Linked DNA regions of Homo sapiens: regions 2 and 3 are each linked to region 1. A link is a loop called in an ENCODE intact Hi-C map of the cell type or tissue named here. Cell type or tissue: PC-9. All regions are shown on one strand.

Region 1 (2,500 bases):
TCTTCTAAAAGTACAAAAATTAGCTGGACATGGTGGCGCATGCCTGTCATCCCAACTACTCGGGAGGCTGAGGCACAATAATCTCTTGAACCTAGGAGGTGGAGGTTGCAGTGAGCTGAGATTGTGCCATTGCACTCCAGCCTGGGTGACAGAGGGAGACTCTGTCTCAAAAAAAAAAAAAAAGAAAAGAAAAGAAAAGAAGAAGAAAATAATCTTCACAGCAATCTTGGGAAGCAGATACTATCATCCTCATTTAGGAGATGAGGAAATGGATGCTCAGAGAGGGCAAGAGAGCTGCCTGAGGTCACACAGCACCTAAGGGGCAAAAGAAGGATTCCACCCCAGGTTTTCAGCCCCCAAGGGTGAGATGGAAGAACATCTATTTCCATCCTACCCCCAGAGTCCTGTAAGCACACTTCCTTCAGACGGTGTGGAGAGAGATTTGCAAAGAGAACCTAAGACACAGGCTGAGAGCACAAGAGCTTCTGTGTGGGGCAACTTTGTTGCCATTAAATTCCTCAAACACTTGAGCTCCTCTGCTGCCTCCCATGTGGTGGCCAGGCCTTTGCACACTTCCAGGGCAGCTCACCATAACCCAGACAGCACTGAGTACAAGCACATCTTTCCTCAGGTTAGGCCTAGTCTGCAGCCTCACTCCCCAGTCTTTGCCTTAGAAGGGGCTGATGTGATTTGGATTCGATGCCCTTGGCAATGAGGAGGCGGTCATGTGGAAAGAGGTATTTGGGAAAGAGCCAAATACCTCTTTGTGTGCAAGGGATGACAGGCTGGATGTGGGCCAAATGGGACAAACCTGTAGCCCAAAGGCCAGTTAGGAAGCAACATCATAAATGGTCCTGGCCTGCCCAGGTGCACTGGAGAGACAGAAGAGGTTTCTAACTGGGTCAGGGAGAGGGGAAAGGGAAAAGAAGGGAGAAATCCAAGGTTTGCAGTCCAGAAGCAGGAAGAAATATCATGCTTTTGACAGAAAAAAGGGAACTGGGGGCTCCTGACCTGAGGGTCCAGGCTGCCCCTGGGATGTTCATACAGAGGCTTCCAGCTCCCCAGCAGGTTTCAAGAGGAGTTTCCAGAACTGTGCTGAGCTGAGCCTCAACCACTTTCCCCAGGGCTAGGTCAATTCAGTCCCCTGCTAGTCCATACAGTACGTTTGTAGTAATTAGAAAAGGACAGCCTTCCTCAAAACACTTTACTGACATCTGTTGGCAAACTGGCATAATACCTAGATATTGTTGGAACAAGACATTTGACTGCCATCTGCCGGACAATTCTCACTATAAATATACCATCTATGATATATCATAGTCTGCTAATCTGCAGTTGGCTGCAGAAGACATCCTCTTAGATGAGGTATCCTTGTGCAGTGTACAACCTGCACAACTGTACGTGGAGCCCCTAGGTATGTGTGTCCACACCCCTTCCTTCTTCCCAGGCTGGCCCTGTGGGGGATGGCAAAATACTAAGACCAAGTCAGACCTTGGAGAGAATCAGCTGCTGTGAACTAGGCCTCCCTGACACCTAGGAAGGAGGAGGCCAGGGAGTCATAGGCCAATAGGAACCATCATGATGGTCAAAGGCAAGATTTGCCTCCAAATCACAGACTCAGAAAATGGTTCCTGCACAGAAGTAGGGTGAGTGGACAGCTCTGCACTTGCCAAGCCCATGCCGTCCAGGAGAGGGTGCTGTGCGGCTGCTGGAGTATCAGACATGTTAGCCGAGACTAGCAGACTCCAGAGACCCGGCACACACAGGGCTGGTGAGCTCTCAACACACACCCAAAGCATCTGATGCTCTCAGGCTCGGCTCTCTCTGTTTTCTCTCTATGACTCTGTTTTGGTTTCTATATTTCTTAGCCTTCCTATCTGTCGATCTCTATTTTTCTATGCCTGGGTCTCTGACAGTCCTTTGGCAGGGCCACCCGTCTCCATTTCTCTGTCTGTAGCTCTCTATAAACCTGCCTTTCTCAGCCTCACTCACCAAGGACTCCAGACATACAAGCCTGCACACGCCCTGGTCTATGTGACATTCTGGCCCCTTCAGGATGGAAAGCTAGATGCCAGGGCCGGGGCTGCACTCCTAAAAGACTTCAGTCAGCTCAGGTGTCGGGGTGAGCTGTGAACCCATGTTCCCTCATCAGCTTTCATCATTCCCAGGCTGCACCCCACCCCCAGGCCCTGGATTGCTCCAGATGCCAGGCAACCCCAGTCAGGAGCAGGGGTGGGGCTCTTTTGCTGGGGTCTCTGGAGGCCCCAGGGGCTCTAGAGGGTAGAGCATTCTGGTTCAACTCCTGCCTGCAGCTCCCTTCTGGGGCTGAAGGGGGTAGGGGTGATGCTGAATAGGAGAGTGACAAGATGGGCCAGACCAGACCTCTGCTTCTTCCAGTCCCAGCCCTCAGGACACACCAGGACTCAGGAGCCAGCAGAGAGGGGTGGTCAGGAAGCTTCTCTGGCTGTGTCCTCCACGATGCCAGAAATTCCACCATAGT
Region 2 (2,500 bases), 170 kb after region 1:
CTTTAACATAAGCTGCTGGCTTTGGCTACTGGGATTGAGCTTTATGAAAGTGTTCTGTTCCCACAGCAGTACAACATGGACTTCAGACCCTGGTATGTGGCACTGAGATACCTTGTGTGGACACCAGGGTGGGTGAGATTGGGTGATCAGTAGACATCACAGAAAATGCAGGGAAAAGAGCATCAACAAAGATGACATTGGGGGAAAGAGCTCTGGAACCTGACTGTCGGGGTTCAGATCCCAGCTCCACCACTTAGCAGCAGCATGAACTTAAGTTTCTTAATTTCTCTGTGCTTTAGTTTCTTCCACTATAAAATGAGAATAATGGGCCAAACTTCAAGGGCTATTGTGAAGATTAAATGAGCTAGAACAGGTATTTAGAACAGGAACTGGCATTTAGAAAACACCCCCAAAATGCTAGTTGTTGTTACTACCAGTGGCCCTTGAAGCCACCACACACCTGTCCTACCTCTTCATCTCGACATATACACAGCCTGACCTGTCTCAGCCTCTCACCTCACAGCTTCTCCCTCCCACTGGGCTAACCTCTGAGAACAAGGACCTTGTCTTACTCCCCTCTGTAAGTCTTCCCAGCACCTTGTGTAGTAATTTGAGGTTATTGCTGAATGTATCAAATAAAATGTTCTCCATCAGAAAAAGATTGAGATCCTCTTGTAGAAATTGCTGTACCCCAACTCTCCAAACCCAGGCTTCAGCTGGTATGGCAGCCAAGCCTTTCCACTGAGCTCTCTGGAAGTCCTCAGCCTGATGTATTTTTGGATTGTGTCTCCAGAATATGTCAAAATAGCTTTCCCCACACAAACACGATTGCTGCCCCCAGATCCTCAAGCCAGTCAGAGCCATCACTGGGGCCCCTTTTGGCACCATATTCTTGCAACATGTGGAGGAGGAAGCATTGAAAAGCACGTTAAAGCGGTGGAGTTTACCGCTTACAAAGAAGCACTTTGTGGTCTCAGAGTCCTGTTGCCTAAAGAGTGAGTTACTACTTTTTAGGTAAATACCAAGATAGGGGATCTTCCAGCAACACTCTTACAGATGAGAGAGAAGCAAAGTGGGAAGAAAACATGTTAGGGTCTCACTCTAAGGTTGGCTTGGCCTGATTTGGGAATTGGGTTCCCGATTGTTTTTCCAAATGGATAACTCAAGATCCTTAATTGCATCTGAAACCACAGATGGCCAGTTGTGGGCAAGGTTTATGGACTGAGGGATGTGAGGCCTTTTTGTGACCTTTGATGAATCACTTTACTTCTGGAACTTGGAGCGCTCATTCATTAAGGGAAGATTTGAACTAGCCCCCAGTTTGGGAATCTAGGTCATTCTGAGAAGATTCCTCCAGCTGCCAAGTTTCCATTTAGCATGCTATTTTGGAAATTTGCCACTAGAGGCCGCTGTGAATACAGTTTAGCCTTGCAGCTTTTTCAAAGGCAGAAGCCTGCAGAAACCTTTCATGAGTTACTAAGACTTGCCTGCTATTTCTTGGTTGTGGAAAGCCAGCAACTGCTCAGATTGTGAGAGGGTAGAGTTGAGATGTCCACCTGGCACAGAATGAGCCTGTAAACGTGCTCCGTTGACACGGGCTGGCCGGCCTTCTTTTTTGTCTACGGGACTAGATGGAGGAGCCCTCCGTGCATGGTAAGGTTGGCTGAGTCCTGTGACCAGGTCCTGGTTCTGTAGCGTACCTTCTAAAGGGCTAGTTCCCTCTTGGCTGTTTAATATTCTGCTTTACAGTTGAATTCATTCATTCAACAAGTAATTTTGGAGCTCCTCTTATACATCCACCACCAGCAAATATTTTAAAAGAATCAGAGAAAGTCAACGAAAAGGAACCTTAGAGGAAAGCAAAAAGTTATTGTCCCTTCTGTGTTTCATGGTCTGTGGATGCTCCTCGTACGTATTTTTCTCTTAATCCCCCAAACCAGCCTCTGAAGTTGGTATTATTATGCCCATTCCTGGATGAGCAAACTGAAGACCAAAGGCAAGTAGCACAAAGCCTTGTACAGACTGAATGGATGGAATAAAGGGCCGGACCTTGCATGGCTAATAAAAGGCAGGGCTGGGGCTTGAATATGGGGAATTTGGATCCCAAGTTCTGCTCTTTTCCTATGATCTCCACCTTTGACATACAGAGGAGAAAGATGAGGTGCAGGAAAGGAATAATCTGGTGGCAGGGCAGAGGTTAGAACCTGAATCTCCTGCCTTACTGGCTGGGGTTGTTCAACTGACTTCTCCATCCTAGCGTGTCCCCAGGCCAAACTGACTGGCTGGCCCTAGCCTCAGCTGTCTCTACGCTCCTTCCAATCAGAGCCTGAACCAGGCCTGTGGAGGCGCAGCAGGAGGAAGGGCACACAAATGACCCTCATCAGGATGTTTATTGGATCATAACTGTATTATCCTCACCACTCAGCTAATCTCATAGAAATCGCTTTCCTCTCCGTGAGGATCTGGCCACAGCTCCATTAAGAGCTGCTGCCCTGCATAC
Region 3 (2,500 bases), 100 kb after region 1:
CCATTTTTCTTTCTTTCTTTCCCCCTCCCCCAACCTTTTTTTTTTTTGAAACAGGGTCTCACTTTGTCGCCCAGGCTGGAGTGCAGTGGTATGATCATGGCTTACTGCAGCTTCAACCTCCCAGGCTCAAGCCATCCTCCCACCTCAGCCTCCCAAGTAGCTTGGATATTTTTTGTAGAGATGGGGTCTCCCTATGTTGCCTGGGCTGGTCTCCAACTCCCGGGCCCAAGTGATCAACCCGCCTCAGACTCCCAAAGTGTTGGGATTATAGGCATGAGCCACCACGCCTAGCTACTGATCCCCACTTGTCTGATCTGAAGAATGACAACAATCATTCCTACTTTCCAGAGTTATTATCAGTGTCCCCAGTGAGACACAGACACTAAGCACCAAGCCACACTGCCTGGCAGAAACAAGTGCCAAAAAATGCAATTCTCCTTCTATTATTTGCACTCTCTCTTCAGCCCCCTGCATGAGGCCCCATTCTACATAAAATGCTAAATGCATACTTCGAAATAAATTATGACTCTATTAGACAAACTTGCTGTCCCCCCCATGGTGGCACCCCTCCTTCTGACACACCTCTTCATCCATCCCTTTTATCTCTCATCACTGGTTTATCAGTGGGATCCCAGCATTGGATTTGTAAAGTGTTGGGCCTGTGGTAGTGGCTCAGTGATAGCTATTACTGTTTTGCAGGTATTTCTGGTCTGCCCCTTTCCTACTCGCACGCTAAGTGCCCCCATAGCCCCCCCATTTTTTTGAGACACAGTCTCACTCTGTCACCCAAGCTGGAGGGCAATGGCGCGATCTCAGCTCATGGCAACCTCCACCTCCCAGGTTCAAGTGATTCTCATGCCTCAGCCTCCAGAGTAGCTGGGATTACAGGCATGCACCACCATACCTGGCTAATTTTTGTATTTTTAGTAGAGATGGGGTTTTGCCATGTTGGCCAGGCTGGTCTGCAACTCCTAGGCTCAAGTGATCTGCCTGCCTCGGCCTCCCAAAGTGCTGGGATCACAGGCATGAGCCACTGTGCCCGGCCCTTTTCACACTCACCATGGATAAGGAAATGGGAACCACCGCTCAGGAAAGCAGCGCCACCACTTGGCGAAAAACCCTTCAGAGAAGCCTTCTGTCGCCTCAGGGTACTGGCACAAAAAATGCTGAATCTCTTCCTCCAACAGGGGCTTTCCCGTCTTGGCAAGGCAGGAAACAAAACAAAACAACACAGAGTTACTTGTCAGAAATTTCCTAGAGCTTGACCTAGCCTTTAAGCAAGCAGCCAATCAGCGGGAGACTCAGGCTTCTGCTCACCTTGATCACCAGTGGATGGAGCCTCTCAAATTTCCTTGGGGCGTCTTCCAGGAGCATCACCTTCAGGTGTTTCTGGGCACAGCCAGTGCAGTTGGCAGGAATGGGCTCTGACTCATTCTGCTCACAGTCGTTTGTCCACCAGGGGTCAAAGTCTGAGAGAGGAAGGGATATGGAGAAAACAGATACTGAAAGAGCATAGCTGGTACATCCAGTAGCTCCAACAATGAAACAAGAAAGGAAAGACATCATAATGACTTTTATTTATTTATTTATTTTGAGACAGAGTCTCACTCTGTCGCCCAGGCTGGAGTGCAGTGGTGCCGTCCAGCTCACTGTAACCCCTGCCTCCTGGGTTCAAGGGATTCTCCTGCTACAGCCTTCCGAGGAGCTGGAACTACAGGCGCATGCCACCACACATGGCTAATTTTTGTATTTTTAGTTGAAACGGGGTCTTGCCATGTTGCCCAGGCTGGTCTTGAATTCCTGGGCTCACATGATCTGCCCACCTTGGCCTCCCAAAATGCTGGGATTACAGGCGCAAGCCACCGCATCCAGCCCATAATAATTTTTAAAAACAAACAATGATAAGCACTGGAGACCGCTGAAAAGGTAAGGTATATATGAAGCAGCCTCTGAGGAGGGAGTAGAGGACAGGAGCAGGAAGGAGAGGTACTCTTCTCTGTATACCTTTTTACACTTTGTGGAAAATATCTTTTAACCTGTCATGCATTTCCTAAATCAAATCAACAAATAAAGCATAACAGCTAGGAAAAACATTCAGCAATGTGGAGCTAAAGATGTAGTTCCCCCAACATTTTCTAACCTATGACCCATATGGCTGAAACGTCTACAGCACAGGGGGGCTGGTGTGGATAGAAGGGTGACCCCTATTATCGCTGTGCCCTAATGCACTTCTCACACATGCTGGATGTGTGCATAGACCCTTGCTTCACAAGTACACATGGGAGCCAGGACTCCGGGAAGGAAGAGTGAGAAAAGGACACAGAAGAGGAAAGGGATGGAGAGGGTAGACAGGACTTTTCTGGAGCCATCTTTGGAATAAAGTGAATTGCATCTGTCCATAAGACAGCCCTCTATCCCAGCTCAGGAGGGGGTGGGGCCGCCAGCCATAGTTTCCAGCCCCACATGCTGGTCAGAAATGGAAGACCCCCAACCCAGACCC

What was found. Peaks named below come from ENCODE experiments on the same cell type or tissue, not always from the same donor. Only the 100,000 strongest peaks of a DNase experiment are listed, where the experiment ranks them.
Region 2: a loop joins it to region 1, with 11 times the contacts of the local background. A loop is called at or near these places in 4 of 110 quality-filtered maps.
Region 3: a loop joins it to region 1, with 9 times the contacts of the local background. A loop is called at or near these places in 16 of 110 quality-filtered maps.

The regions. Positions count from the first base shown.
Region 1 is chr6:37,017,539-37,020,038 of GRCh38, reverse strand. All of the region lies in intron 9 of FGD2 (FYVE, RhoGEF and PH domain containing 2), which reads right to left. Among named protein-coding and RNA genes, the nearest start is that of FGD2, 13 kb to the right of the region's middle. In PC-9, CTCF peaks have their summits at 1,332 and 1,532; DNase peaks (open chromatin) are centred at 748, 1,218 and 1,698; H3K27ac peaks cover 1,205 bases.
Region 2 is chr6:36,850,215-36,852,714 of GRCh38, reverse strand. No RefSeq gene overlaps it. Among named protein-coding and RNA genes, the nearest start is that of CPNE5, 12 kb to the right of the region's middle. In PC-9, CTCF peaks have their summits at 1,204 and 1,405 (motif pointing right); a DNase peak (open chromatin) is centred at 1,394; H3K27ac peaks cover 358 bases.
Region 3 is chr6:36,913,253-36,915,752 of GRCh38, reverse strand. It overlaps C6orf89 (chromosome 6 open reading frame 89), which reads right to left. Exons shown (of 9, transcript NM_001286635.2): 5 at 1,318-1,469; 6 at 1,060-1,199. Among named protein-coding and RNA genes, the nearest start is that of C6orf89, 29 kb to the right of the region's middle. In PC-9, CTCF peaks have their summits at 1,084 and 1,285 (motif pointing right); a DNase peak (open chromatin) is centred at 1,322; H3K27ac peaks cover 1,124 bases.